Linked DNA regions of Mus musculus: region 1 is linked to region 2. A link is a loop called in an ENCODE intact Hi-C map of the cell type or tissue named here. Cell type or tissue: left cerebral cortex. All regions are shown on one strand. Links, peaks and the distances in the headings refer to the core of each region. The heading gives the core; the rest is flanking DNA. Region 1 holds the start of Met (met proto-oncogene). Region 2 overlaps Gm4876 (predicted gene 4876).

Region 1 (16,166 bases), core at 3,484-11,483, 350 kb after region 2:
ATTGATTTACATGTCTGTCTTCATGCCAGATTGTTAGGTTCTCAGTGTTAAGTACCACAACTGATTCATTTTTGTAGCCCCAGGCACTAAGAAATTTCTCTGGCAATGGACAGGACTCAATAATCATTTGGATAAAAACCTACTTGATGTATTTCAAGACTTGATACGTTTAAATATTTTATTCCATATTTTCAGCTGCTTCAGTCCAAGTTATGATTCTCATAAAATACAGGTTTATGTTATAAAAATTGATGGATTTGGGATAATTTAATAGAAGCAAATGAACAAATATTGAAAATCAATATAAATCACGTTATTTCTTTGATCAGATTAATAAAATGATTTCTAAATATCCATCTCTCTGGTGCTATTTAAACTTTTGGTATGTCATCAAAATATAGAACAATACAGCTCTCAAGAAAAGATGCCTGCTGCCACGTCTAATGATCCAAGTTCAATCTCCAGGACACACATAGTGGACAGGAGAACACTTCTGCATGTTGTATTCTGGCCCTTGCACAGACTATTTCACACACTCACAAGTAAGTGTTTACAGAAAGTTTTCAGACTGTGTGATAACAATAAACTGTGTTTTCTTAACTTTAGATTGACAAACCCACTGGTTGCCAGGAGAAGCGATGAGCTGACAGTCCTTGATAACAGCTCTCGCGTGGGGCGCTCAGACCAAGCAGATGGACCCGACACTTGGAGAAGGCTTTAACAAGATGTCTTTGCTTATTCAGGTTATACACTCCTTGAAAGTTCCTCCAGCATAAGTTTAAAAGTTTGCAGATGATTTTGATCAGATCTGACAGTTTTGTCTGTAGGTTAGTTTCCAACTGCCTCTTGTGTGGAGTTTGGTTGGGTTTGCTGGATAGGCCAAAATGTTTACAATAGGCCAGTGAACGAAACATACTGTGTCACTGCCAACTCTCCACTTCTGGCCCTCGCTTGTGTGTTTATTTCCTTAATTCTTCATTGGCAACCTGAGGTTAGTCTGGAGGTACTGCCATTTCTCTTGTGTGCTTGAGTATATATTAGTAGTAATTATGTTTAGACTCTAAGGTTGTTAAACAAAAGGCCAACCTTTTGCCAATGTAAAAGTGTTGGAAAGTCTTTTTAATACAACCATGTTTATTATATTTCAGAACATATCAATCATGTATATTAGTTTCAGTAATCCTATCCAAAACCCTTCAAACATTCTATCATTTTTCAATTCCATAAGACTTACATAATTTTCCTTAAACTGTTCAATTTCATAGCTATTTTTGACTTGCCTAATTTACTTCTGGACTCATCAAATCCACTATCCCTAAGCTGATTATTTAATTATTTGTATTGGAAGGAGAAAGGAATTTTATCATATTTGGACTGTGCGGTAGTTAATAAGAACCACACCCTGAATACTTTCTGTCTCATAGAAGCCTCATTCTGCTGGCTAGAATTCAGACATGAGTTGCTCTATTTACTTCACATGAAGCGGTTTATACACAGTTTTGCTTGGAACCTGGCATTTTTAAAATCATTTTCATCAGGATTTAAGACCTTGCTTATAGCTGGAGAAACTGATCCCTGGGGACTTAACTACCCAAATACTCAATGTGTTAGCAGTAAGATCTAGAACTGCAGTAATTATGCAAAGACACATACAGACACATATTTTTAATTTTTATTTTGATATTGGTTGTTTTATTTACTTACATTTCAAATTTCAAATGTTGTACCCCTCCCCGATTTCTCCTCTACAAACCCCTTACCCATCCCCCATGCTCCCTTGGCGCTCCCCCATTCACATATTCCCACCTCCCTGCCCTAGCATCCTCTATGCTGGAGCATGAACATGGAACTTCCATGGGACCAATGGCCTCCCCTCCCATTGATGCCAGATAAGACATCCTCTGCTACATATGCAGCTGGAGCCATGGGTCCCTCCATGTATACTCTTTGGTTGGTGGTTTAGTCCCTGGGAGCTCTGGGGTGTCTGGTTGGTTGATATTATTGCTCTTCCTATGGGGTTGCAATTCCCTTCAGCTCCTTCAATCCTTCCACTGACTCTTTCATTGGGTCCTGATAGTTGGCTGTGAGCATCTACCTCTGTATTGGTCAGGATCTGGCAGAGTCTTTCAGGACACAGCTATACCAGGCTCCTGTCAGCAAAGTGCTTCTTGGCATCAGCAATAGTGACAGACACATTTTTTTTAAAAAAAGACTAGCCATAAACAAATGCTGATTCGCAAATGAAATTGTGTGTGTGTGTGTGTGAGAGAGAGAGAGAGAGAGAGAGAGAGAGACAGACAGACAGACAGACAGACAGAGACAGAGAGAAGGAGAGAGAGAGAAGGAGAGAGAGAGAGGTTGATTCCAGCTTTCTTCCCTTTTTTTGAGGCAGAGAATCCCATTGGATTTCAAGCTCACTTATTTAGTTAGGTTGAGTGGCTAGAAAGCCCAGGACCTACCCCTCTCCTTCCCAGGTAGGATTTTAAGTGTATACTGCTAACACCCAGCTTTCTACTTATGTGGTCTAGCCTCAGGTTCTTGAAGTTACACAGAAATAACTTTACTAGCTCTCCAGCCCCTGTATTTATTTTTACTGATTTCTTTATTTCCTAAGATAGACTAAAGCTTTTATAAACGTACTGAGATCTTAAAAAACAATTTCTTTTTGAGAATTTCCTGCATACAATGTGTCTTAATGTCCACCCCAACTCCTCACCTCCAACTCCTCCCAACCCCTCCACATCATGTCTCAATTTAATGTTCTTTCCATCAGCTAGTGCTGCCTAGGTTTATGGGTGCAAGGCCACTGACTGGAACACTGGCAACCAGGAGCTGCATTCCTGAAGAAAGCTGACTCCCCATCCCCTGTACCTCACTCCAGTAGTCATGGGCTTCCTTAGCATCTTAGCCAGGAATGGGACTTCATGGGGCCTCCATTATCAGTGCTGGAATGTTGTCTAGCTTGATCTTGTGCAGGTCATGTGCGAGCCACCTCAGCTCCTATGAGTTCGTGAGCACGACAGCTGTGCCACATCCAGGTTACAGTTTTGCAATAGTCCCCTAACTTCAGGTTCATACAGTCTTTCTCCATGGGTCTTTTATGACCTTCCGTGAGTCTTGGGATGTGGGGATGTGAGATATGGAATCTGTGGCTGAACATTACTCAGGCTTTTATTCTCTGTATTTTGATTACTTGTGAGTCCCTGTTTTCACCACCATCCACTGAGGGTCGGAAAGCTGTGCCACTCAGTGGGTACAAAAAGTAATTAGCATTTAGAAGGCAGTTTGATAATGTGTCTATTTAGCAGAGTAGTCGTAGTAGTAGGTTCTCCACTAGAGACTATGAGCTCCCAGCTGTACGTTCTTGGTCAACTTTGTAGTACTAGGCACGAGTGCTGAGTTTTAGATCAACAGATGGGAGATGTGGGCTAAATAGGAAATGACCACTCTAGTGCTGTTTGGATAAAAATGAAAATTGTCTTCTCTAAGACCACTTTCACCAATTTGCCACAAGGTAAAAGGAGAAAGAAAGAAAAGAAAACTTAGTGGCTATGGCTTTGAGGTGGGAGGTACTGACAGGAGAAAGGGTTCTGGGAGCCTCTTTCCAGGGCTTTCTCCATGTCTTGGCATCCATTTCTGCTCTTCTAGAGGACAGACCCTGTAAAGGCTCCCTTAGGATCGTCTATTCTGCCACTGATGCTCCCTTCCTTTCCCACAGTCCTTGTGTTCCTATAGTGGTTTAGCTGTAGTTTGTCTCTCAGCGATGCCTAAACTGGAAACATGGTCTCTGTGTGGTTGTGCCGCCCCGTGGAACCTCTGAGGCACGCAGTTACTGAGACCGTCGTTCCAGAAGGAATTAATGCTGGTGTCGCAGAAAGATTCCGTTCTCTTGAGACTGAGTTGTTATAAACCAGGCCATACCACACATTCGTTGCTCCCTTTTGCATGATGTCTGATCCTTGTGAGTTTCTCTGCCGTGTTGTGATAAACAGTCTATGGGACTTTTTCAAACAGCTGAGACTATCCAGATCTTGAAGGTTTCCTAAATTTTGATTAAAAAAGAAAGCTGCCACCTTTATACGTTATTTATAGTTATTTGCAGAGCAACAGAAAATGTACAAATACACACCCCAAGGGAAAATTCTGAAGTTGTTGAAACAAAGGCATTGGGGGAAAGAAACATCCTCTTCTTTTTTCCGAATTCAAATAATCTCTGCCCTGTCCTGACTGCCCAGGGGCTTGCTCCAGCCTGGGAAGTGCTTTTCAGATGGACAACCCAGAGGAACCAGCACCTTTGCTCCTCACTGTAGCTTCAGTCCGGTAGGATCAGGCAAGCAGAAGAGGAATGGTCTTGTCCTGAGTAGCAGCTGACTTCGTGGCCAGAGAAGAAAGGAAGTTAACAAGCAACAGTAGGCTCTGCCACTCCAAGTTAAATGACTGTTATTCATGCTCACAGTTTCTATTCATTATAGTGGAAAGGCACGGTCATGAGAATAGCAGCCTCGGGCCAATTGTGTAACCTTGGCTAAGCTGCAGGATCTCTCTGAGGCTTGATTTCCTAAGTATAAGGGGAGGGTGATGCATGGTCTGGAGTATATCATGAGGACATAAGAAAAAATCCAAGTATGTGACAAATACGCCGATGACTATTAAGGAAAATTAAGCCCTTGCTTGAGAAACGCAGAAACATTAGGTTAACCCGAGTAAATCAAATGACTAACAAAATGACAGCATACACCGTGTTAGAAACTCTGAATTGTTCTACCTGCACCTCCCTCAGTCTTCTGAGGTTATAACCGTGATGCCTGCAGTTTGTAGCCACGTAGTCTTCTTGTCCTTAGCGTTGAACAGGCTTGATCACATCCTTAGTGTCTTAATAGAAAACAGTTTTAGAGATGCAGACATCAGTAAATGGCAATCAAAGCCACTTCAAAGCATTGCATACCCAAAGGACCCACTTCTCACCATCATCCACAACCGAAGGCATAACTATTCCTCCATTTCTCTGGCATTGTCTTTCCTTTAAAGTCAGGTTTCCTAAAAATGGGTTATCTAGTGAACTAATTTCATAGGAAATTGCTTCTCTGGGTATTAAGAGCACAGGAGGCATTCTGCAATGAACTAAGTTTGGAGTATGGTAGGGGGAGTGAAGATAAGAAGAATTTTCTCTTTGTTCTGTTCTCTTTTCTCTCCCAGTCTGAATTTTAGAACTTTTACTATTCTAATGTACATGATATGTGTTCCAAAACTTAATAGAAACCCTCCATTCCCAGATTTTATTTACTCTCAGAAACAGCAGAAGGGGCCATCATCTAAATCTTTTATTGGTTTAGGTGAAATGTTTTCTTAGACACTGCAACAGAAGTGATACGGAGGGGGAGGTGTAGAACCTGAGGAGCCGGAACGCACAAAAGAACCCAAGGAGGCCAAGGTCATAGTTTCTCCTCAGAAACGGGAGCATGGTGTCAAGAGCCGAAATCTGCACGTGTTACACGAGATGATTATAGGTTGCTGACAAACCGAAGAGCCCATGCTTTTTCTACCATGATTTGGATTGTAAGAAGAAAAAAAAAAGCAAACCAAAACCTTTTTATAAACCTATTGTGTCTGCGAGCCCCCTTCATCACTTGCAGGCAACAAGACTTTGTCCTAAGGAAGTTACCTCCACTTGTATTTAAAAAGGCACACCATGTAACAAGATCTTGAGATCCAAGTTTTGATGTGCCGAAGCCAGTCAGAAAGGATGCAGCGTAGTTAGAGGAAGAGGTGGCAGTTCCCGTCTCCCTTGACCAAAGCTATTAGGCCCAATTCAAGGTTAAGATGTAAGTTTGTAACAGCTTAGCTCTGTGTGTTATCTACAAGCTGGTAGACAAGAAAACTTCCCAGTTTTTGTCCACTGATGTTTTGCCAGATGCTGGGATGCATATGTTACCACAGTTAGCTAGCAAGAAGCAGAGAAAAGTCTCACTAATTCGTGACCCCTGACTACTATGCAGATTCAGCTTAGGGAAGGAACACCTTGCTCCCATTTCAGGGAGCAAATCCATTCTGAGTTCTTTAAAGACTGTAGGTGACAAAGCCCTGGCTATTAGTGTCTGGTTAAACTGCTTTTCCCACAAACATGGACATTAGTGTCAGCATTAACTTCTTCCACGGTGATCGAATGGCTAGCTCTCCTTTATACACTACTTCTGAACTCAGCTGCATCTTCTCTTTTAAGCAAGAAACGAAACCCCTTTCTAAAGGCACCATCAGATTTCACCTTGGACTTCACTGCCAGCGTGACAGACATCACGCGGCTATCACTGGTTGCAAGGGATTCTGGGAGAAAATTTTTCAAGACTGAGAAGGGAAGTCAGGGGAGGGAGATCTGCTTGGAAACAGGTGCTGGCTTAGCCAGGCAACAGTATTAGCCACAGAGGTTTGGTTGGTCAGGAAAATACCAGTAGAACTTCATCATCCAATGTGTCACCCATGCCACAGACGCTAAGAAAGTCAAAGAGCAATTAAAGTTGGCTGCAAAAGCTTGGAATTAGGGGGTGTCCTGCCATCTTTAGAAACTATCTGCTTCTATCATTTTAAAGATGGGAAATACTTTTCCTAATAAATGAGTCCAGGTAGAGTGTAAAAGTTATACAACTTTTACAGTCATTCCTTTAATTATGTTATTTTTTAGCTAGCTTTATAAACTATTAATATCTTCTGGTTTATGGTTAACATATCAAAAACATAATTTTAAAGCCATTTTTTAAAACTGAACTGAAATTTGTCCTTGAGTAGAAAGCAGGGAAAAATTCTATTCTAAAAAAACTTATAATAGAATGCTTGCATGTATAATCCACTTTTCAGTTTGTTTGTACTGCCTTTTCTGAGCCTTTATACAACTTTAATTGTTTTTGTTGTTGCTGTTGTTCTGTTTTTCTATTTTTAATCATAGCACTCAAACTTGGAAAACCTGTTAAGGCAACTACATGGGATGTTTAAAAAAAAAAATCCAGTTAACATATTGCTATGGAAACCAGGAAATAGAAACAGCACGCTAATCATTCATTTAGACAACTACGGTGTGTGTGTGTGTGTGTGTGTGTGTGTGTGTGTGTGTGTGTGTGTGTGTAAAATCCATCTATTCACCTTCTATTGAAAGATGTTATAAACTTTCAAGCTAATCAAGATGGCTTTTTAAAGGCCAGGGGCCTTGTAACCAGTAACACCAGAGTTTCAGAATGAGCCACAACCTTCATGAATAGCGTGATATTTGGAAGGACCCGCTTGAATCAAGTTTGCTTGGCTGGAACCCCTGGACATAGTATAGACCCTTGAAGGAGATTTGAGAACTGGGTTCTAACCCTGGCTTTCTTAATACCAGCTGTGTGAGCTTCCTAGGAATTCGTACGGGCTGTTTTATTCATCTGCAAAATGATTCCGTGCAGGCCTCCAAAACTGTAATAGGAACTTTCCTTTTCCATCAAACTGAGGAGTGGTGAGGTAAACTGCTCTTGGGACTGAAATAGCTCTGTCTAGTGTCTGGTAATGTACTGAACACATACATAGCGCAGTTATAAGAAATGTATGAGACCTTCCTTGTCTTTGCTCTGTGTGTAAGACGTGTCCCCTGCACCTGTATAGTGGCTGTGGCTTGAATGACTCTCAAAGTTACTTCTATACATACCTCTATGTCCATTATCGAATCAGCTCTTCTGACAATTGGAAAGAACTCCTATTCTAAAAGGCAATGGATTCCTTAGATCCTTTCACCTTATTGTATCCTTGTAGGGAAATGCAAAATTTTAGAAACGATTCTAATAAACGAATCTTCCTAAGTAAATCCTTTTCAATTTCTTTTAATATTCGAGATTTGAACTTATGTGTTGGATTTGTTAGTTGCTATTTGTCTATGTAACCGCCTTGTGTCCATTTGTCTATTTAATTACCCTGTGTCCAGCTATGAGGAAAAAAAAGTGAAAATTAACCAGAAGCCTCCCCTGGGTTAAACTCCTGGGGTTCTTCCAGAAATCTGAGAAATTATACTAGGGGGATAATGATTGCAAAATGAAATCATTGGGACAATCCGTCCATGCACTCCCAACATTGTCTGTGACAATGAGCGCCTTGTTTCCGTGGCGCCTAGATCTCTGTCCACGCGGGTGAGTGCGGGGCCGCCACCTCGGGCGTGAGAGAGGCTGCAGCTCCGGGGTGCGCCAGGGGGTGCGTGCGCTTTGCGCGGGTGACTTTGGAGCACCAGGAGGGGGAGACTCGGGGCCACTGATCTCCCTCTGCGCTGGCTTCAGACTCCAGAACTGGAGGAGGAAGAGAAAGCGCATAGCTGGGGAGAGGGAAACTTCTCCACCTAGAAAGTTTCACCTTGCCGAGGGCGGGGGGTGGGGCGGGGCTTGAGGAAGTGCGACCCCCCGGGCTAAGCGTACTGGCTGCGGGAAGGGCGGGGACGCCAACCCCCCCCCCCCCAACCCTCCAAGGGTGGTGCCAGTCCCCATCTCGGGCCCCAGGAGGGACCGTTGGGGACAAACCTAGAGCGACAGGGACGAACAGACACGTGCTGGGGCGGGTACCCGGGTCTCTTCGCCTCCAGCCCGGACGCGCCCGGGCGCCGCTGTTGCCCGGCTGAGTCACGGGCCGGGCAGGGCGCGTGTGGGAAGGGGCGGAGCAGTCCGAGGGCGCTCGGCGGGGTTCGGCCCGGGCCGCAGGTGACCCGGACGGCCTCGCCGCCCGCAGCGTCCGAGCCCGGGTGACCCTGTGCGGAGCCAGATGCTGGGCGACCGCTGACTCGCTGGAGAAGGGCGGAGCGCGCGGGTGGTCCCCAGCCGGCTGACTTCGGCGCCGCGCGCTCCGGGCACCCCAAGGTACAAACTCCAGCCGCGTCGATCAGGCACCCAGCCTCTCCCAGCCCCTCTGCTTTCTTTGTTCCACTAAGGGAACTGGCTACTGCTCTGGAGGACAAGACCACCGAGGTGGGTGCGAGCCCGGGGGCTTAGGAAACTGAAGGTATGGGGTCGGGGAGGTGCAAACTAGAATTGAGCTTGTCGCTTTAGAAGGAGTGTTGTTGACGGCCACCTGTGTGACTCAGGGGCGCCAAGAGCATTAGGTGCTCCAGGGCTGCTGTAGCTCTGCAAGTTTCACCTCTGGGATCTGACTCAGCCCTTACAGAAGGGATCGGTCACCCTGTCCAGGGTGATACAGCCGGCAAGGTTTGAGCCCAGCTATTTCCTTGTTCCTAGTCTTGCTTTATCTGCCTTGAGGGAGCGCGCGAGGAGGGGGTGGGGGTGTCTTTCTCAAGGGCAGGTGTTTCTGGGATGGTCTGAATTTTTTATTCCTGGCAAACACACGGAGGGTGTGATCCATCATTTTCTATCCCACTTTATCTTTTTTTTTTCCTGGGACTCAGTGGAGGTGAAATACATTATAACCAGAGGTCAGGTAGTCTGGCTAGTAGCGGTGTAATTATTAAAAGACCAAAGAAAGTACAATGCAGAATTTATTCCAAACTGTGGTTTCCCATTTCCTACCTTTTTATGTTTAGAAGAGCCATTTGCTAATTTGGCAGTTGGCAGGGGTTCTAGGGGCTCACGCATGAATGCTCGTCCAGTGGCTTTTCCCTTATCACAGGCTTCTGTTCAAAGCAGCTCTGGGGCAGAATGAAAAATTGTCAACTTTCTTAAGCAAAATAATCAGGAGGCTCTAATGGCCAAGTTAAAACGGTCCATGACTATGAGGAGATTGTAAACGCTGTAACTGGATAGAATATAGACAGAATTTTAGGAAGACTGTCAGCATTTTGTAGCATTGGGTGGAGGTTTATTCTGTCGCTTCCAGCAGCCAGCCACACACACACACATTGCCATGCAAATGGATTCAGCAGAACGTTATTTTCCTTTATAGCTCAACTATTATAGCTGACTAATGAATTTCCTCTGCATGGAGATGATCTGAAAACGATGTACACGGTGTTTCCCTTTGCTACTGGGACATAAATTGTGCTTTTATGCCCCAGTGTTAGTGTTGCCCGGATTATTTACAGGTATATAGCTTTCCTCTCCAGCTGGAAGCTTCCTCGGCTTTGTTCACAAGTGTAAATTTCCACTGTGGAGCAGGAGTGGGTTCTGTTACACATTGCAGACTTGTCACTGTCATTTCAGGTTGTGATATACTCACTGTTTATCTCCTCTGAGCAGATAAATAACACACATGAGACGTACAACTTCAATAAGAAATTTGATGGTACCAAAAATGTGTTCCTACATAGTGCAATAGGTGCTTTAAAATTTGTGGTCAGTTTTCAAACTCAGCAGGGCCTCAGTCAATAGTTATTAACTTAGCCACATTCCGCTGTAAGCAAGATGGATTTATGGCATGTCGAGGATGATCAGGCAAGTACTGCCTTTCCCGAGACTGCTTTGTTCTTGATCATTGGCAACAGGGAACTTACGCCAGAGATGCACTACTGGCTTTGTGGATCTGAGGGCAAGCTTTATCTGTAAAATTAAAAAGTATAAATAACAGGCAGTTGATACGGAAGTCTAACATTTGTACTCCTTTTAAGTCAATAATGAGAGGAAAATAAAGTGTTTATAGCTTATCTCAAAAAGGCAAATACCTACAGTTTATGATTTCTAAGACCATGTAAACAGTGTCCCATATTTGTCTTAAACTTTTTAAAAAAAAAAATGAGGATTGCACTTAGAATTATATTTGAAAAGTCAATTTACAAAGCTGTTGATGGAAATAATTAGTTCAAAATAGGATGAGTCTGATTTTTCTCTTACAAGTTTATGTAATAAGGTAAAGGTTTTCTCAGAACAAAGAGGATAACACAGAAGGGGCTGAAGCTCTGTGTGGCTGCCCCAGTGACACTGGACATTGTGCCTAGTGCATATTATTGAGAGTTGCATGTTATTTTGCACTGAGAAAAAAAGATTATGAAACTGTCCTGAGGGCTCAGTATCTGACAGAGTAGTGATCTGCTGTCATACCCGTGGTCACACAGGACTAATCACACATCCAGATCCCCTCTCTATACTCCTCTGCTCCTCATCTCTGTAACTCCCATTTCACACAGCTTTCTGGTTTCTTCTTCACTAACATGAGGTTTAGGGATGGTCAGGAGGGGGCTGGGGTGTGTACATGTGTTTTGCCTGGATGCATGTGTGTGCCTGTGGCCATGGAGGCCAGAAGATCTCCCGGAACTGAAGGTAAGGTAGTTGAATGAGCGGCCATGTGGGTACCGTGAACCAAGCTTACTCCTCTGTTAGAGTAATCACTGCTCTTAAATGCTGAGCCATTTCACTGGCTTCCCTTTATTCTGTGGCCTGTTGTGTTTGTGCCTGGAGCACCTAAGTTCTTATCATTGCCCCTGAGCAACAAACTGAATGCAGAAACCCAAGTTCGAGGGGAGCTGTTTCCTTTCCCTGACCGGTATATGTCGCAACTCCTGTCAGATACTGAGCCCTCAGGACAGAGTTTCATGATCCTTTTCTCAGTGCAGAAGAACATGCAACTCTCACTAGTATGCAATAGGTGCAGTGGCCAATGCCAGTTTGGAACCATTTTGACTATGAGTTCTTAACACATATTGATTCATGACTAAACTCACATTTTTTTTTCTCACCAGAAATAGCAAAGAAGTTTTGCTGTGAGCATTAGCTGTGCTGGTTCTAGGCAAGCATCTGAAACTGGGCACGGGCGATGAAACGTTTCTGTCCTTGAAATGTTTACGGTCTGATTAGGTAGACAGAGATTACAGATACAAAATAGAGCTAAAGTCCATAATTATTAGGGAACATAAAGACCTTAACATAGCTAAGCCTGCTTCTGCTTATTTAATTCTTCATAACCTCCAAGAAGCTGAGCCTGGCTCATCTTAAGGTCTTCACAGTTTAAAGAGCCACACTCTGAGCTCTTTAGTTCATTCCCAGCCATCAGCAGAGGCTAAGCCCCTGGCAACGTGCAGGTGTGTGTGTGTGTGTGTGTTCGTGCGTGCGTGCGTGCGTGTGTGTGTGTGTGTGTGTGTGTGTGTGTGTGTGTGCACGTGCATGTTGCCAGGGGCTTAGCCTCTGCTGATGGCTGGGCTCTGCTGATGCTGATGCACGCGCACATGCGCGCACACACACACACACACACACACACACCTTCTCTCCCTCCTCCTTTCCCCCTCTCTCCCTCTCTCCTTCCCCCTCTCTCTGTCTTCTCTTCCTTTTAGTTTTCTTTACTTTCTCTCTTTGTAGAAAGACTTTTTTTAAAAACTCCATGACTTATTCATATGTGTGGGGTCTTCAGCCCCATTATCAGATTAAGAGCTGTGAGTGACTTTGTAATCTACCCTTCCATCAGAAAGCCCATTCTCAGATATTTCTTCAGCTGCGTTAAATTGTTTAACGTTTATATTCCCCTTGGGTTTTGTTTTAATAAAAACATCCAGTAAAATCTGACTACTTTGCTTTTCAAGGGACAAAATGAAGAAAGTGTTTTTATTAGCTATAAAACATAATTGAGAGAAAAAAATCACACGTGTGGCATTTGTACCAGGAGGTGTGAGCACTGTTAAATGAAGAACAATCAACTTTGAAAATCACAGACCCAGGCATGTGTGTTTCTTTCTGTGGTTGTATGCAAGTGTGTGTGTGCAATGGAGAGCACAGATTACTCTCCATTTTAACTTGCATCAACATCTGTAGCTACAGGGCCATATAGTAATTCTGTAAAGACCTATGGGTCAGATAAATTATATCGTGAGGGTGAAAACCCGACTGTACTTCTGAGACAGCAAGGCAAAGAAGTTGTGAGATGTGGTCAGGGAACTTCAGGTGTTAAGAACACCAAGGTCTTATTGCCTTGATTCATGGCATTTCCCAACATTCATCAGGTCCAACATCAGAAATATTGGTCCATTAGGTTAAGAAGGTTCTTTCTTACTTTCTGCCCTGAGCGTGGCCCAGTGAAATTTGTGGACAGTAATACCATTATAGTCAATGCTGGTCCTTTCCAGGGTGACAAGTGGATGCCAGTAAATAAGGCAGTTGCTGATGGTGTGCCTGTGTGCCGTGTTCTCCCATCTCCTGTATCTGTGTCCTTTTCCCTATCTTCTGTTCTGCCTATGCCCTTTATGAACATATGCAAACAGCTTAAATGAATGAGACCATCCATTTTTCTTAGGTACTGATGAAAGTTCCACCTCAGATGAGGCAGTCCCTACTTGGCATCCATCATTGGAGCTGTCACGTGACATCCCTGTGTGTCATGCACCGAAGTGTGCTTCTTCTCTTCTGAATTTTCAAGAGAAGCCACACAATTCCCAATTTTAAACTGTTGACTTGGTATCTTTAAAGCACTAGATATCCGAGAGGGATCGAGCATGGGGCCTTGGTTGAGCTCTGCCCTACTGTGTGACTCTTTCAGGTACTGTCCAAATGAGCAGCCCAGCCAGAGAGACTTAGCATATTTTCTAAATAAAGTGCTTATTTTTTTCTAGACTTCTTTAAAAGAATAATAATCCCACTGTGGAAAATTAAGTCAGAAAAGAAAAGGATATTTTATCAGTCATCACCTATTAGCGTATAGTTCTCTAAACTGGTCCACATGCTTTGCATCAGGCTACGGTCATTTCTAAGCAACGGGATAACCTAGTTATTTTGTTCTTCCACCGAGGCCCTAGTTTTCTGAAACCTGAGTCCATCATAACTCTGTATGTGAACTTCATTTCATTTCCAAGTTCTCTCCTTCAGAATAGACTCTCCTCTTGGAATATTGGCTCTTTATTTTGGATCAGACTACGCTCCCCCCACCCCCTTTTTGCTTCCCCTGCTATTGAAACTCAAAGCATGCCCCGCCTTGCTGGCTTTGAGGGCCCTTTCATAGCAGCCAGTGTTGCAATCTATTTTTCTAAAGGAATAAAGGTTGTGTATCACAGGTTATGTACGGACCTGTTTGCTTTACTCCAAAAAACTAGATAAAGTGCCCAACTAGAAGGCCATTGTGTAAGAAAAGAAGATTATGAGCTCTATGTCTTCCTACTATTTTAAATACAAACATAATAATTCTTCGTAAGGCAGTGCACATGTTAGGATCACAGCCCTTTTCCTGTTTTGAAGCGATTCTGTGTTGCCTACTAGTTGGAAATCTGAGATAGCGCCTAGGATCTCAGATTCAGTTTTGAAGTTATATGTTACAACAGCATGGCCTGGGGATCCAAAAATGACTCCAACTGCTGACCTTTGACATAAGGTAGTCACCCAAACTCTGAGAGAGAGAGAGAGAGAGAGAGAGAGAGAGAGAGAGAGAGAGAGAGAGAGAGAGAGAGAGATGGAGTAAATCTGTGTAACAAAATTAGGGGGACTGGGTCATCCCCTCAGAGGCCTGCTCATGTGAGAAAGAAAAGTCCCGCCAAGTTTTGCGTCCCTAAGACAACTCAAACTGACTTTAAAAAATAAGTTTTGGCTTAGCTTGAGACCAGAGCATTTTTGCTCTTTGAGTTTTAAACCTAGGGTTCTTTTAAGGGAAATTTAATCCATGTGTTTTTGATTCACTAAACCTTAAACCATTACCCATAAACTGGATGTCCCTCCGACCTCTTTGATGTCTATAAAATCTTTGAAACCATGGAACTACCCCCTGTTTTTCCAGAAAAAAAATTATGAAGTTGCTTTTTGCTGTGGGTCAGTAAATGGCATCTTTAAAAAATCTGGGATAGTTGTAAAGTATCAACACAGCTTTCTAATGGTTACTAACAGGATGGGAAACTGTTAGTGCCTTAAAGACCTGCTCCCCATGCTAATCAATTGATGCCCTTACCAAGGCCAAGGAAATGTTTTTGACATACCTCGTCTTTCTTACACATGTATCCCAGATAATTCGTCTCTTTTTTCTTTTAAGTTAAGCACACAGTAAACAAATCCTTAGTTGAGTGTTAAGTAAATGAACTTCTATTGTAGCCCAGAACCTTTTGCTTAAAGCCAGTCTTTGTATTCAATATCAATATCCATCTGTCATGTCTTAGAACAAGATCCATTCTGAGTGGGTTGACCTGTTTCGGCAAATTTCAAGAATAAGCCATCTAACTAAATATATGACATTTATTGAAATTCATTTTGTACCGTGAAGCAACTGCCTTGCAAAACGTGCTGAAAATAGGAAGGAATTTCTAGGCTAATTTGATTAAATATTCTGTTGTTACCATATGCTTTCTGAAAATTGATTTTCCCTCTCTTACTATTCCGGTCGTCCTTCCTCCCACCTAGACGTTGACTGATTGAAAGCTATGCACAGAAATGGAAAGGTATATGATGCATAAGAAGAGCAGCAAGGTGAAACAGGCTTAGAAAACATATACTATAGTTATAAATTACTGTCATGTACAAGGCGGGGATAAGGTTGCTCAGTGGTAATGGTGCTATTGGGTTTTGTTCCCAACAACAGTGATGACATAGTCTTTGAAGTGCATTGTCTGGAGAGAAACACCTTCTTGCTGTAGCTGGATTTCCTGTTTGTGAGTGATTTCTAGTAACTCTATTTCCCATATGAACTCAACACACGTATGTAGCTTTAAATGCAGGTGAAATGCACATGGATAAAATGCATGGCTGCTTTGGAGAGATGGGGAAGGTACAGGACTTGAAAGGGCCATGAGATCTGTTTTGATGTCAGACTCAGATTTTCTAATTGCCCGTTATATATTATCCTCAGAAATCCTTCCTCATGCAGGGCATGCAACTTGTGAGGGAGCAAAATCTGGTCATTTCTTATATTTTGTGAGGTTGGAAGAGAAGGGGGGAATTATGTTATTACAATTATAGATTTTTCAGTTGAATCTGAAGGTTTACTGCATTCATAAATCATCAGTAAAGCTTGTTTTGACATTTAGTTACAGATAACTGTATATAAGGAGTAACTTATTTATAAGTCTGATTTTGTTCTTGTGCTTGGCTAAATCACTAATAACAATGTTTTTTTGTTACACAACTGTGTTGCAAATATTTTTAAACTCCAATTAAAAGGCCTTTACCTTGATAAATGAAGAAATGTGACATATATTTCAGACACTATAAAATTGTTCAGTTTAAGACATTTGTGGGAATAACTTTTATCACAGATGCAGAAAACCAGTGATACCTGGAGTTTGTGTTCGGTACTGAATCATTGAGAAAGCAGAGGGAAATGAT
Region 2 (16,166 bases), core at 2,770-10,769:
AGTAACGTACAACAACTTCAGCTGGCACGCATCCACAGAGTGTTTCCTGTGCTCTTGCTGCAGCAAGTGTCTTATCGGGCAGAAGTTCATGCCCGTAGAAGGGATGGTTTTCTGTTCCGTGGAGTGTAAGAGGATGATGTCCTAAGAGGAGTGTACCAAGCCGTATGGAGCCATAGCTGTCCACAGTGGCCTGCATTTCATGATAAACTGCAGTTTGAAAAAAAAAATAAAAGGAAAAAAACCCTACATAATAAACCAGAATATTTTGTCTAATATTTTTTTCTTTTTAACCTTATGAATTTTGTCTGTCTTAATTTTAAATGACTTTTCATGATTTAAAAAAAAACAGTAAAGAATTGTAGCTTTTATTTCTATACATTAATTAAATCTTTGAATTGGAAGCTTGAATTTAATCAGTCCTTATAACTGCATACTCCTAGTGCCAAATTTATATTAAGTGATAGATATGAAATCACTTAAAATTAGTGTCCTGGGAGAGATGACCATTTTAACTTCTATGCTTATTTCACATGGGAAATGTAAAGGAAGTTGCATGTTGCCTGACATGACGCTGTGCACATAGCCTGCCTCATCGATGGATGACAAGGTGACATCAGCTCGGTGAATCCTTCTGGCAGACAGCGTGGTCCACGATGGGCGTTCCTTTGCCTAAGCCTTTGCATCCCCTGGTGAGGCAGAGGGGCCTCTCTCACTGCATCTCTCTCTCTGTTTACCTCACCTCCCCATGTTCGCTTTTGCATCTAGTGACCGCCATCTGTGGCCTTGCATATTTTCTATGTGTGTGGCTGGAACAATATGTGCACTTTGCTCTTAGAGATTATTATTTTTTGCCCAGAACATAAAAGTAGGCCATTCATTTAGTTATTTTTTTTTGAAACCCAAAGAATATGTATAGGTTTTGGTACCCAGGGAATTGTAACTTGTGCTAATATCACCTCTCTGCCATGCCTTGACTCAATTTTGCATGATTTATGGTGTTACCAGATGGATCCTCTCTTGTGCTACCTCTGAGCTTGCTGTAGACACAAAGGCTATTTTCTTTGCCTGTGCACTCCCATCCTTGGGTGTTTTTAATGTTTTCCCTTGTATGCATTCATACATAACTATGCACTATAAATATTAAATGGAATGACTTATGTTATTGAAAATAAAGTCTCTTTCACTTTAATAATTGTCTTTCTATGTCCTTTTTGTGAGTGGGAAAATCCTTCTGCAGTTGAGTGTCATGTACAGCAGGGGGCACTGTCTCCAAGAGTAAAAATATTCCTGACAAAAGTAAAGGCAGCTGCAGCTAGGGCAGACAGATTGGATTTGTCTTTGCAGATAAAGAGTGGGTTTCATAAAGACTGAAACCAGGACTTTTTGGTAATTCTTAAGTCATGCAGGAGTCTGTTATTTTTTTAGTTAAACTTTAAAAGGAGTCAAGTGTTGCATTTTTAGTTGTTTTGGGAGGATTTTTTTTTTTTTTGAGACGGTGTCTCACTAGGTAGCCCAGACTAGTCTACCTCAAACTCTCAGTTCTGTGTCAGCCTTCCAAATGTTAAGCTTTCAAGTGGTGTGCCCCATTATGCCTAGCTATAAATAGGATCTTATAAAATTTCCTAAGTATTTTTGGGTCTGGATTCTAGATTATTAGCAGACTTTGTATGCGTGGGTTTTTTCTTCAGTTTGAATCTGGGTTGGTTGTTTTGTTTTGAGATAGGGTCCCATGTATCTTAGGATGGCCTCAGAATCGCTACATAGACAAAGATGACCTTGCACTTCTGATCGTCGTTGTCTCTTTCTCCAAGTGCTGGGGTTTCACCAGTATACCCTGGACCTGTTTTATGTTGTTTCTTGGTCAAATTCAGAGTTTTGTGCGTGCTGAGCACACATCCTGCGCATTGTCCTTGCCCCCACTCTGAATGTTTGTGTCTTAGTAATCTTAGTTTTTCTGACCCATGATCAGGGTGTTTGGTTTGGTGTTTTGTTTGTTTGTTTTCAGTTACTGTTGAGTACTGCTGCTCTGTGTGTGAGAAGCACACACACACACACACACATACACACATACATAGAGACACACTCATACATAGAGGCACACTCATGGAATAGATCCCTAAGTACTTACTCAACAAGCACACTGAATCCCATCTGCATTCTGGCTCCTCCGATGGTGAAAAGCACCGTTTGGAGTTTGAACACACAGAACGGTGTGAAAGTTGTCATCCAATTCAGCATACAATGCCCTGGTGAAATACACCACTTTACTCTTATCTTTGCCTTGGTTTGCCTTAAATAGTAGAGATATTTTCCAGTCCATTTTGACTATAATGTTTAATGCCCCCCCCCCCCATTGGCAAAGTGAGGCTAAAGCAGAATAGACTCTTCCCAAGTCCTCCGGCTGGCTGTCCCAATGCCTCTGACTGAGACAGAATGAGGGTGACACTAAGTGTCATTCACTAAGAATAATTACATGTATCTATCATGGAACAAATGAAATGTGGGGATGGTGTAGATCCACCAGGCCTGGATCTCCCCTCAGTAGTTAGTTTGCCCTTGCAGTATAAGATTGTGGCCTCCTTGTCTAAGAGGTGCTCAAGATACCTGGACATGTTTGTTGTTAGTTGATGCCCATGTTTGCTTCTGTTGCTATGATAAACACCATTACCATAAACAGTTTCAGAGGGCATTTGGCTTACAGATTAGAATCCCTTATTGAGGGAAACTCAGAAAGGATCCTAGAGCCAGAAACTGAAACAGACTTTGGAGAAATGTTTCTACCATCTTGTTCCTTTTGCCTTTCTTACACAACTCAGGCACATTTGCCTAGGAATGATACCGCCCACAGTGGGCTGGGCCCGCCTTCATCCATTAGCAATAAAAGAAAATGCCTCATACACACATCTCTTTTCAAGAGTCTACAACACTGGTTCTCAACCTGTGTGTTGCGGCCCTTTCACTGGGGTCTCAAGGCCATCTGAAAACAGGTAATTACTTTACCATTTGTAGGAGCAATGAAAATACTCCTATGGCTGGGGCTTAAGCACAACCTGAGGAACTGTACTAAAAGGTCACAGGCTTAGGAAGGCTGAGGACTACTAACTACTGTGGAAGCAATAAGCAAATGCTAGAAGAGGCAACTGACCAGTGAAGCAACAGAGCGATCTTCCCAGGCTGGGGGGAGGGGGGGATAGAACCCTGACTGAGCTCCCTTACTACAAAATCCAACACTAAGCAATTCCCTGGAAGTTGAAAATGGAAGTTTTAAATCTAGATTTGTGTGTTTCTTTTACTAAATGTGAACCATGTAGAACATTTTTTTTAAATTCTAATTACCTGGTATTGATAGATTAATATTCTTTTTCTCATTAAAAAATCATTCTAGGTCAGTTCTCAGAAGCAGATCTTACAGGGTTTTTGGTTTTGTTTTGTTTTTTTTTTTGTTTGTTTGTTTTTTTATGCCTGGTACGGCATGAATTTGACAACCACATCATTACAGTTCACAGTAGCAAAAGGCTCACTAAGAGAGAGTGTAGAACAATTGCTGGTACTTAGGCAATACCAGAGGTGTCCTCTTTCTCCACAAAAGCCATCATCTTGGATATTAAAAGACATGACAGTGATCTCTGCTTTTCCTGTCCTCCAAACAGCAGTGGGAACTCAAGAGCAGTGGGTTCAGTGAGGAAGGAGAAGGGGGAAATGTCTTGGGGTCCAGGAAATTCAAAGGAAGATGCAGACTCAGCATCAGCTTCTACACAGTGGTCCATGAGAGATGCTTCATACCCTCCCTGGATGCTCATTGATTGTGAACTACTTCAGGGAGGCTGCACGTACACTGTTCATCTCTAAATAGAACAATCTTGGATACAAATAGGATTTGAGAAAGTGATGTTTTGCATATATATATAAATATGTATATATATATATATATATATATATATATATATATATATATATATATGTAATTTCCACTGATGGAATCCCAGTCGCTCAGGTGTCCTGTTGGCCTTCACATTTGGGACATTTTTAACAATTTTTTTTGTTTTTAACTTCTTATTGTATATGAATTATACACCATGCACCCCCAATCCCACTCATCTCGTCACCCCTTTACAGCATCTATATCTCAAGTCCTGGGGTATCTTCTCCATCCTTGCAACCTCCCCTCAAAAAATAGAAATAAAAATAAAAAAATTAAAACCTCAAAATCAAAACAAAACAAAACAAACAACAACAAAAATCTCACTGTGGAAGCTGCAGTGTGTCACAATGTGTCACACGGGTATTCCTTTGGCCAAACCTCTTTACTTCCAAATGTTCATTGCAATGAGTCTGGTTTGAGGCCTCTGGCTTCTGCTATACTATCAATACTGGAATCTCACTGGGGTTTCTCTCAGATATCCTGTTGTCGGTCTGTGTCGTGGAAACTCTGCAGCTTTGGATCTGCAGGACTGGCCCCTTCACACACTCCAGCATTTCACAGATGGGGCAGATGTTGGGGTGAGCATATTCAAAGCCCTGGATCTGGGCCTGGGTTGGAGTTGCTGAACCCATCAGCTTTCCTGTACCCAAGCCACCAGGCTAGGTCTACTGTGCTGCCCAGGTGAAGCGCGGGGGCTTTCTGCTTATTTTAAACAAGATATTACAGATTGTCTCTTTTTAATAAGTCCTGACCATACTGCAGTGTCTGGTCTTTAAGCATAGATTTCCAAATTGACTCAAGTGTTTCAGACGAGTTTCACCATAGGCAAGAGAGTCAGGGTTGAGTCATTCTTAAGCAATTTGTAACACGTAGTGTTTAAGCTCTTCCAACTTTGCTATGGTAACCAAAGAGACACCACCACCCAAGAACAGTTTTAAGTTCTCATCTTAAAATGACCTGGCATATCTGAACTTGTCTTCTGAGTTTGTCTGTAACTCTTTAGAACACTTAAGACTGTCCCTGACTGCATAAAAAATGCCTTTCCTGACCCCTGGTAACTGTTCAATGTTAACTCTTGACTTTACTGAGTGCTTACCTGTGTGAAAAGGCCTGCTTCCTTGTGTTGTGTAGATAGAAGTTTTAGCACACAACCTGACAGGCATTGTGGTTTGATTAATAGGGTGTGTTGTTTTGGTTTTTCATATATTTACCGGTGCTTAAATAACTGTGGCTAATTATTCTGTCCTTTCATGGGAAGCAAGTCATCGTAGCTTCTATTTAATCTGATAATATATTTTGAAACAATCAAAACAAAATGCCATTAACCTTTATGGTTGTTTTGAATGGCATTTTAAATGACATTTATAAAGGCTGTTATTGATCTTTCTTCGATGTGCATTTCCACAGGATGTCTTGCCCTTCACCCAGTAACAAAAGCACCTTCTACCCAGTTACCATTGCTAGTCAACCGCTATTGCATGTAGACACGTTGGAGTCAATTCTCCATAAATAACATCTGACTGAGGACTGGGATACCATGGTAGAATTCAAAAGAAATCTGGGCTTAGGAGTCAAAACAGACACATGGGGAGATCCCATGGAATCTCCTCTCCAGTTACAGCTGGATAGGAAGGAAGGCAAGGGGACTGGATTTTAGGAAGATGGAAAAATCAGCACAAGTGTTGTATGAAAATCCATGTGTTTGTTGAGGTCATCACACAACAACAACAACAACAACAAAAGGGAAGAAAGCATGAGCCAGGGACTGACATTATCAAAGAACGTGGAGAAAATTTCTGAAGTTTAACAGAAAATGGAGACTCATATGTACTCAAAGATCCCACATCCTTGGATTATGTGGGGATATAATCACACACTCCAGCACTCTAGCCTGAAGTGCCCTTTTTCCCTCTCGCTGTACTATCGAATGCTCAAGTAGCTTTGTCTAATTAGTTTGCCCTTTCATTGGGAGCATGCCATTGGAGTCGCTAGTTAACACAATAATTAATTTTTAAACATTCACAACAAAAAATGGAATAGAATGATTGGAAAAGAAATAGGGGGTAAAGTCTAAGGCCGCTATATCATGCTTAAAGAAAACTGTGACTCTCAAAAATCAAAAGAAACTAGTACAAATAAGAGAGACTGCCTAAGGAAAGCAACTACCTACTTCTCAGGCACTGCAACCAACCTGCCTGGGAGGGGCACCAGAGACTTTGAGATAGATCTAGGAGTTCAATTCAGCCACGAAATGAAGAGGCGTTGGTTATAGGGGAGTCTCCAGTTCACAGCAGTTAAGATTTCTGAGTATAAAGAGGAATTCAGGAACAGAGGGGATCAGATGAGGAGACTAACGAAGCTGAATGGGTGTCTGGTTTCCAAATGAGCCTGACAAGTCTGGATGCCTGGGATAAAAGGGGCTGGCAGACCTGCTGAAGTTCAGCCCCAGTAGTTTCCTAGAAAAAGGTGAGCAATCAGGAATGCCGGAGCAATAATTGAAAACAACTGAGTCTCTGTAGATGTAAACGGGACTGCCATCCAACCAGAGTCGTCTCCCATGAATTTCTGTCATTCTGTCCACTCTGCTGTCTTCCACTGGGCCTCCATCCTAGGCCTTGTCACTTCCTTGGCACCCCTCCCTAACACAGCATACGTGATAAGAAAGAAAGGAGGAAAATGAATGTCTTACACTCTAGACTGGAGGAAAAATTGCTTCCAGAATTCCCCAGCCGACTTACCTACGCTTCTATTTCACTGGTTACAAATAAGTCATGTGTTTATCCCATCAAAGGTAAAAATAAATAGTGTCTATGACTAACTTAGCCTCTCATAATTTATACCCAGAGGGCTAGGTCTGTACTCAACCAACACAGTTTTATGAACCAGGGGGAAAAGCTGTTGCATTTACAACCAACCAAGATGGCTGCAGTAGCTGTTTAGATTGATTCTCCATCCAGATGTGCTCTCCTCTCATGCGTGTTTCTGAAGTTTGGGGATAGTGTTAGCTTGTGGGATGACACAACATCATTTGTGAACACAACCCTTAGGCAGGAATTCACTTAAATGGACAGGAAATATATGTCCCTTCAGAATAAGGGACAATGGGACATGTTCAAGGTGGCTGGTTACTGGGCTTGGCTTGCTCTTCCCACAGTCTCATCCCTTCCTCCTCTCCCCATCTCCCATCTTCCTCTTCTTCCTCTTCTTCCTTCTTCTCCTCCTGCCTCTTCTTCCTCAACTCCTTCTCTCCTTCTTCTTTTTCTCTTCTTTTTCTCTTCTTCTTCTTCTTCTTCTTCTTCTTCTTCTTCTTCTTCTTCTTCTTCTTCTTCTTCTTCTTCTTCTTCTTCTCCTTCTCCTTCTCCTTCTCCTTCTCCTTCTCCTTCTCCTTCTCCTTCTCCTTCTCCTTCTCCTTCTCCTTCTCCTTCTCCTTCTCCTCCTCCTCCTCCTCCTCCTCCCCTTCCTTCTCCTTCTCCTCCTCCTTCTTCTTCTTCTTTCATTTCTAAGCCACAGGCCATTGCTATTTTGCCATAGCATACCATCCCTAGAACAGTACTAGCTAATCCCATGCATTCTTACCATTCAGATTGTCTTGCTATCTGAAACAGTTATTTGCCTAGTCTGTTCCTACTGTCTCTATCACCATACCCAGAATTTCATTTCAGAACTAGAAACCATCTTGAGGTTGACTGTAATTTTGTCTTTGGACTTCCTGCCTATGCTCTCACTCTTGATATAAGTCATTGGTTCTCTAATTGGAGCAGCCTCAGAGTCTCCTGGGGGACTTCTGAAATAACTGGAACCTATTCCTCACACTCTCTGATTCAGTAAATCTTGGGTATGGCACAAGGATTTACATTCTCACAAGTTTCTGGGGGAAGCTGGTGCCAATGATCCACAGTTTCGGAGCTCTTGTTCTGATCTACTCTTTACTCTTTTGCCAACGTCCAGGATGGAAATAGCGTTTCTAGGCCACTACTTAGAGCATCAAGTACTAATCCAGCCTCCTCGCCTACCCTTTTGTGAGACGCACATTGTCATCTACATTTGGAAGTGCTACCCTTACATCTTCATTGCTTGTTTGTTTTTTTAACTTGGTACCATTGGAAGCCTGCTCCATTACACTACTTCATCCACCTAGTTTGAGACTTCTCTTATGTGCTCACAAAGATCCTGAGTTGGTTTTTTGTTTTGCTTTATTTTTTTGATTTGATTTGATTTGATTTTTGTTTTAATATCACAGACCTGCTTGAGCAAAGACATATGAATCACGTATTCAAACAAACGAACCATCAATTCTAATCCTCAATAGAGATAAGGGCATAGTGACTGACATTCAAGTTTGTCAATACTTAGCATGTGAGGGCATTCACAATCAGAAATTTACATCATGTCTTACATGTTTAAGTCAAATTTTAAAAATGAACTACTTCCATTTAATTGCAAGTGATAAGCTATAAGGGTGAAACTTTGAAAATTGTCATTCTAAGAAACTTAGTGCCAGCTCTGTCTAGGAAATATATACAGCATGGTTTTACACACACACACACACACACACACACACACACACACACCCCTCTTTTCACTCTATATTCTGCTACTGAGTTTGAATTGGGGACAGAGGAGAGTTGGCAGACGGTGCAGTGCTGCTGCAGAAAATTGGACGTCATTCTGAACATGGCTTCCATGCTGTGTTCTATGTTCACCAACAGGCCAGGCACCCAGCATTTGCCTTCATCACAAACACTCTTTCCAATGTGGAGTGCTCTCTTCATTTCTTGTTATTATGATATTTTCATATGCATGCATAATTTGTACTTTGCTAATTTGTGTCCCATGTCACCATCTCCTTTCTGTCTTCTCTCACTGTCCCCTCCCTCTCTTATCCACCTTCCCATCTTATATACATATATCTACATGTAGATGTTACTAAATGTAGATTCCCCATATGCTAGAAAACATGGGCTATTTTGTCATTCTTTCCCCCATTATTTCTTTTGTCCTCTCTTCTTCCTCCCTTTAGGCCCTTTCCTTCTCTGCCTCACCTTTCTCTTCCATAACCTCCCCTCATCCCCTGCCTCATACTCACATACACAAGAATCTTTTTGGACAGCTCTCCAAGCCTTGTTAGATTTTGACAAAGGATGAGTTACTAGTATGAAAATGAACTATGTGTGTGCATGTGTGTGGTTTGTATGGATATAGGTAGATGCACATGACTATACTTGTTTATGTGTGTCTGCATGTGTGTGTATGCTCATGCATGTGTGTGACTGTATGTGTACACATATGTATATGTGCTTGTGCACGTATATTTGTGTATGTGCTTGTGCTAGTGTGTGCAAGTGTGTGCATGTTTATGTTGGCACAGGTGAGTTGTATGTGTATATGTGTTTATGAGAGAGAGGGGGGAGAGAGAGAAATAGAGAGAGAGATTTGGAGCATTTTTTTCTAGTTAAAGCAAATTAGACTGACTTTTTAAATACTAAGCTCACGTTAAGTCTTTCTTTGCTTTCTAAAACTGCCATAATGTTTATTTGAGCAGAATCTTTAGTGTAGTGGCTCTAGGCCTACCTAGTGATGTGACCCCTTTACTATAGCTCTTCATATTGTGGGGACCCCACCAACCATAAAATTATTTCATTGTTACTTCATTACTGTAATTTTGCTACTGTTATGAACCGTAATGAAAATATATGATATGCAGGGATATCTGATATGTGACCTCTGTGACAGTGTCCTGTAAATCCCCTCAAGGGTTGAGAGCAACTGCTCTGGACTCCATCAGCTTATCACTTAATCCTCACAGCAAGGCCTTGAGGTAAGTCGTTTTGTCAAATAAAAAGTAACTGAGGATCAATGCCATTCGGCCATCATTTGGCCACAGTCATGCCTGTAGGCAAAAGAGCTAGAATTGGGACTGTGGCAACTGGGCCCCAGAATCTGAACCCTGCTCACAGCCCTGCACTGGCTGGCTGAGCATCCATACCTTCCTTCTTTCCTTTCATGGCCACCATGGCAGATCACCATGTCTGCACCACATAAAAGTAGTGGCCTTTGCTCATTTACCCATTCCGTGATTTCAACTTGCAAGAACCTCATCCTTCACAGGGAAGGGCACTCCTTAAGGAATTGCTCCATGGGGATTCCTACCTGACAAGGAGGCTGGCAGCGGCAGCAGCACCACCACTTGCTACACACAGAAATCTTTTTATTCCTAACAAAACTCCTCCAGTTCTGAGCTGAAAGCAAGATCCTCTCAGCCGAGGTGCCAAGGGAAACAAACTCACATTATGAAGTGTTTCTAACAAATGTTTTAGAGATTGTAAAGGGGTAGCTTTCTAAATATGCAAAGAATATGCAAGCAGCCAGTCCAGAAAATAAGCTAGCTCTGCAGCCACGAGCACTACTTCGGAGTTTTCTGTTTTCTTCTGAAAGTCAGCAATGCCCATTTATCAGTTGCACAATGATACTAACATTCTTTTTCTTTGTAGGACTGAATGATCCAAATGGCTTTATAGGTCTTTGGTTTTGAAATATATGCAATTTTATTGTAATTTTGGCACGCTGCAGCAGAATTTCAAAGTGGAATCAAAGGTTTATCTTTATAAAGTTTATAATCATTCCACAAAGCTCAAGATGTTTGGCAGTGCCTGGAGACTTAAAAACAGTAATAAAAGGCTACCATGAGGAATTCAAAGCTGCCTTGTATGGTCATGCTGACTGAAGCCACCACATACTTCAGCATCCCAAATCAAACTGTGATTGGAGTGTTGGATCTGGACTATGGTCCTGCAGTGAATTTAACTGGCTTGATACTTAACAATGGAGAAAGAGGTTCAGAACAGTAACAATGCCTCAAATTTTACAGAAAGAGAACAGGAGAAAAATTAAAGAAGTGAAACAGACAGACAGACAGACAGACAGACAGACAGACAGACAGACACACACACACACACACACACATTGCTGCACCCTATCTTACAACTGTAAACTGTGCTTCTTCCCCTCCCCCCAACCTGGAATGAACAGTGTGTTCCTGCCAGGTCCAAACACACTCAAAATCTGTGATCCTTCAGGCCTTGGTATCTCAAGCTCTTGAGTTGTTAGCAGTCAGGAAAGGGGTTTCTTATGAATCACAGTTGGCAAGGAGATTGAATGATATACCCTAGTTCTGTGCCACAATCTATATGCAACGAATTTGAACAGAAGACACATCTAAAGCTTAGCTCAACAGTTGATTTCAAAGAATAGAGGGCAATATAAAAAAACAAAACAAAACTATGCTGTGGAAAAGTTTACTCCTCAAATATTGTCTGGAGACAGGGACAGGAACTGAGCTGCATACACTAAAGCCCTGAGGCTTCTGATTAGGAAATAGCCCCATTTTGACCTCTTTAGATGCCCTAGCTTTCCAACAGAGGTAATAGAAACAGTTCAGCAGTGAGTTGAAGGGAAAGACGTGCCGTGAGAACGCATAGGTACCACAGTCAAAGCTTTTGGCCAGTTCTCTTGAACAAATATAAAGGTCAAAAGAAACACAGCTTTAACTGTAAGAAAGCAAAGACTCTTCCATGATTAGGGACGTTTATCAAAGTTATAGACAGACGTGAGAATGTTGTTCCTACCACGTTCTTTACAGGTTTACACTGAGCTGAAAATATGGGTTTGCTTATCAGCAGTATGCACTTACATAGCAAAGTGAGTTATAACTAGCTGTCATGCTTGAAGTTTTATTTCAGAGGAAATAGATAGTTTGTGTCTCTCAGATGTTGTTATCTTCCCTTTTGAATTTCATGAAAGCAGAACATATCTGTAGACATAAGAATAAACAATGAAGCCATTTTGGGTGAACAAGGAAACAGAAAATGTGTGGCTAAAATTTAAATTTTCTATAAAATTTCATAGTTAAAATTTTCTCTAAAAGGTAAGTGTAACAAAGTCATAAATTTTCCCAAATTATAGAGAATTACTAATGTTTCAGAAATATAGAATATCCACATGCCACAAGTTTTCCTCTCATGGCTAAACAATACTCTGAGCATGCACTCTGAATTGTCAACCTTAGATATTTGAGATGGAAATGTGCATGATGCCCATTGGTTTGGGCTGTTACTTAGAGGACAAAAGCCAAACCCTATTCCTTTCCTCATCTGTACAAAATATCCCAAAAGATACCCAAGTAGTGTAGGAGAAGAGACATAAAAAGCAATCTGTTTTCATATGATTATAATGTTGACTCTCTTGAAAAGTTCCTTTCCAGTCAATAGTGTGACATCATCACCGGATATAACTGGTGTAAATGACCAATCAGACAGCCCTCCAATGGCAGGGAGCAAACATCAGGGCTGGGCTTGTTCATTTCCTCGACTGCCAGTGCTCATTGAATTCCAAGGACTGTGATAGTATACTGAACCCATGAGCCTGTGATGCTCATGCTGTGAGAAGTGGTAAGTAGGTTATGAGGGTGAAGCCTTCATCATTCTTATAAAAGAGACTGAAGAGGTCACCTGTCACGGAGAGGGAAGTTGGTTGTCTATGAAGAAGCAAGCCCCATCAGACCCACAGTCTTGATTTGGGGTTTTCAATTACAGAACTGTGAGAAGTGAATTTTCATGTTTTATAAGCCCACCAGTCTATGACATTTTGTTATAGTAGTCCCAATAGATTAAGACAACACATGCATCCTCAGAAGAAAGAAGAGAGAGGAAAGAAGAGAAAAAGAGCTTGGGAGGAAAAGGCCATTGGAAAAGGCCATTGCACTCCTAAGCAAGAATCAGAGTGGCCGGAAGGAAGGAGGCAGCATAGTGGACAAGCCTGAATCCCAGAAGGAAGGAGGCAGCATAGCGGACAAGCCTGAATCCCAGTCATGCAAACGGAACCATGTGTATTCAGTAAGGCCAGGCCTTGGATACCAGCACTGAGGCAGAAAGGTGCATGGATTAAACACATTGGTGATTTACTCCAAGTCACATTATGGAAATCAATAAAAAAAAATCAATGAAAATCACATTAAGGAAAGAAAAGAACTTTCCTTTGGAATCACCTAACTAAGTGATTTGAATTCTCTACTTTGCGTTACCTGTGTCTTATGTTTTCTTTCTGTCTGCTATGAGTCTGAATCTGTACTTGCCTGAGAATACTCTCCTGTGAATCTTTCGGTTGCGTCTATGTGTCTGTCGCTGTGTCTGTCTCTTTGTGTGTCTGTGCCCATCAATGGTTCTCTATTGAACAGTATAGAAATGTCACATGGTATAAAGGAATGGCACCCTTTCAGAAATGTTTAACAGAATTTCACTGGAGGTTAAGTCACTGGTTTCAACTGACCCAGAAAACAAGCAGCATCACAAATATCATCATTTATCAACTAGTATCTACATGTTGCATTCAACATTTACAGTGGATATTCATTTTTAGAAGATTGCTCTCAACCTCTGTATCTGCTGCCTTTAGCAAATGACACACATGCATTTTTCTGGGCCAGGGGCATGGAAGACCATGTAATTTAAGATTACATTTATAGTATAGCTTAGGTTTTAAATGTTGATTACATAGGAAATCCAAAGCAAATGAGGCTGGTTGCTACATTGTTTTCTTAAAGTCAGGTTAAGCAAGCAAGTTGAATGTACAGGAGGCTATCAGTCTTAAGTGACCTCAATGGGTATTATTAATTCTGACTGTGAGACCCAGCAAAGCTTCCAGTCTCTTAGAATGTGAGCTATTTCATAATATTGTATCACCACACAGAAGTACTCAGATCTCTATGTTCCTGGTCTAGATAGAGTCTTCCAGGTCAGCTAGGGCTATACATGAGAATCTGGTTCAAAATAAAAAAGTGACAATTTTGGTGGAAGCTGTATGAAACATTTAATTGCTTAATATTTTGCAGTTTTTTCTACATATTTCACATTTCATTTAAAAAGAACTTAAAAGTACCTGAATAACCCCACTGTCACTTGTTATTTTAAAGATATTTGTTTGTTTATTTATGTGTATATGTATTTGTGCCAATATGAGATGTGAACTACATACATGTAAGTGTCTGTGGAAGGCAGAAGGCATCAGATCTCCTAGACTTATCTATGCCTGGGAGCCATCTGATATGGGTTCTGGGAACCTGTCCTTTACAAGACAAAAGTGCTCTGAAATGGGGTGCCATCTCTCCAGCCCTAAGATTTGTCTTTAAAAAAATCAAAGTCAACAAATAAAAAACGTGTTGATTCTGCCATTTCCAGATGCAGGGCTCATTTTGAACCAAAATCCATAGACTCGGGGCACAAATACAAGGGAGGAAAATTAGCTATGTCTGGGATGTGTTTCTTCAGAATGCCATGTTGCTATATTGAGGCAGGGCAAGCTGGGAAAGTGTGAGTAAGTTTATGAAAACAGAGCATTGGAGTCTGAAACTTTTTCAGACATCTTTACATTGATAATCTGGACTTGCTAATGGTTTTAATTAGCCAATATCTCTACATTCAAACTACAGCAAAGTTCCAGCCTTAGTGGAGGCTTCATTGAACATATGTTTTTACTATAGTTTTTTTTTTTAATGAGCGAGCCACTCCTGAAAAGAACCCTGACACAATGACACATATTTGTTTATATAAAATATTCAGATATATTAAGTAACTTGTCCTCAATGCAGTGCTTAGTAGGATTCAGTCACTACAACCTGCTGTGTAAGACATGAATGGGAATGAAGGGGAGGTGGTCTATGGCCTCAAACACCAACTGAAAATGATAACATGTTAGGTTAGTATTTAAAGTTGCTTGAGAAAATCAACCTTGTCTTCTAAACTTTCCTAAACTTCATGTTTGACATGAATTTGTATTCCAGGAGCTGGTTTGCATACAAGTTTGATTAAGATAAACAACACTACAGTGAAAACACTTGCTTTAATATAGACTGCCCTTTTGCCTAAAACTAATTTCATTAGAAAAAGGGAGAACACTAATACCAAAATAGATTACATTAGCTAGGCTAAGCAAATGTCGGGGTTTCCAAACCTCTGGGTATAAAAATGAACAGTCTCAAAGTGTTTTGTTGAAATAAATATTATCTCAATCTTGTGTACATAGGCAGTTTCCCTTTTTTTCCAAGGCCAAATGGTGGATATTTTAGCATGACTCATTTGTTGCAAAATGCCAGAGATACCTTCCCACCAGTCAGTGACTCACACTAACATGTAAACATCTCATGCACAATTTATTTCCACTTCTTGGAGCAATTATTGGAATTAAGCGGAGCAGCAGTTGCTCTACTGTCCTTACTGAATTTAGATGCTGATCAAATAATATCAAGATGAGTATCTGGCCATGCTGCCTGGGTTTGAAAACAACTGCCTCTTTTGAAAAGTTCTTGGATGAGGTCCTAGTCCTTTTCGTGTCTTCCGTGTCCATTTTTAAAGTGGAGCAATGAAAGCAAGCATCGTGAGAGTGGCCACGTGCTGGGGCTTGTGCATTATGAAGAGCAAAACTAACCCCATCTACCAGGTAAACAGCACCATGGGAGCTGGGCCACTCCAGGGCCCAGAGACCAATCAGATGCCACTTATATCTGAAAGGTCAGGCTTGGAACTTCTCAACCACAGCCTTGACAGGGTTTCTTGGAGGGGAGAGCTCTACCAGCACTGTTCACAAATAGAAGTTCTAGAACAGATGTCCTCGGGGCCCCTGCTGTGATCACTGTCAGTTTTGCAGTCAAGCTGCATGTCTGGAAGTGAGTGTGGAACACTGCTTGTTTTCCACTTAAACATTATTGTGGTCTGGCCCAGAAGGAAGAAGTCTTTCTTTCTCATCTCCTGATCTGTTTCAAGACTACTGGAGTCTACATGCCAGCCAGTGCTGTAGCCCATTATTTTTCTTTGTAAAAAGTTTCAATAACTTATGACCACAGGCCTTCTTCTGAAAAGTCCTCATCCTGGTTCCTCGAAAGTGTAATCTGAGGTCAAGAACATCCATGTTATCTATGGATGTGGCATTCTGTGTAGACTCATGCACACAGCCACCAAGACCACATTCAACCCATAGAGCAGAAAATTAGAGACTGTAGAGCATGTTTAAAATGTTCAGTATGTATGTACTTTGCTAAAAGCTTTGAGGAAGTGTCATCTCCCATCATAGCCTCTTCTGAGCAGTTCTAACAGAACAGAGTTTACCTAGGAAGCAGTAGATATCAGAAAACAAGATAATTTAAGGCTACCCCAGCATGATCTTGGAAGACCATCCTCTTAGATGGCCAATATGA

What was found. Hi-C counts contacts between places; a loop is a spot of excess contacts. Peaks named below come from ENCODE experiments on the same cell type or tissue, not always from the same donor. Only the 100,000 strongest peaks of a DNase experiment are listed, where the experiment ranks them.
Region 1: a loop joins it to region 2, with 2.1 times the contacts of the local background. A loop is called at or near these places in 8 of 42 quality-filtered maps.

What each region holds. Positions count from the first base shown.
Region 1 is chr6:17,455,283-17,471,448 of GRCm38, forward strand. It overlaps Met (met proto-oncogene), which reads left to right and starts at 8,675. Exons shown (of 22, transcript NM_008591.2): 1 at 8,675-8,966. In left cerebral cortex, for the core only: a CTCF peak has its summit at 8,238; DNase peaks (open chromatin) are centred at 8,247, 8,697, 9,137, 9,831 and 1 more place; H3K4me3 peaks cover 1,724 bases.
Region 2 is chr6:17,104,637-17,120,802 of GRCm38, forward strand. All of the region lies in intron 1 of Gm4876 (predicted gene 4876), which reads right to left. It overlaps Tes (testis derived transcript), which reads left to right. Exons shown (of 7, transcript NM_207176.3): 7 at 1-1,189. The coding sequence ends at 145. Among named protein-coding and RNA genes, the nearest start is that of Gm15473, 47 kb to the left of the region's middle. In left cerebral cortex, for the core only: a CTCF peak has its summit at 6,112; DNase peaks (open chromatin) are centred at 6,149 and 10,167.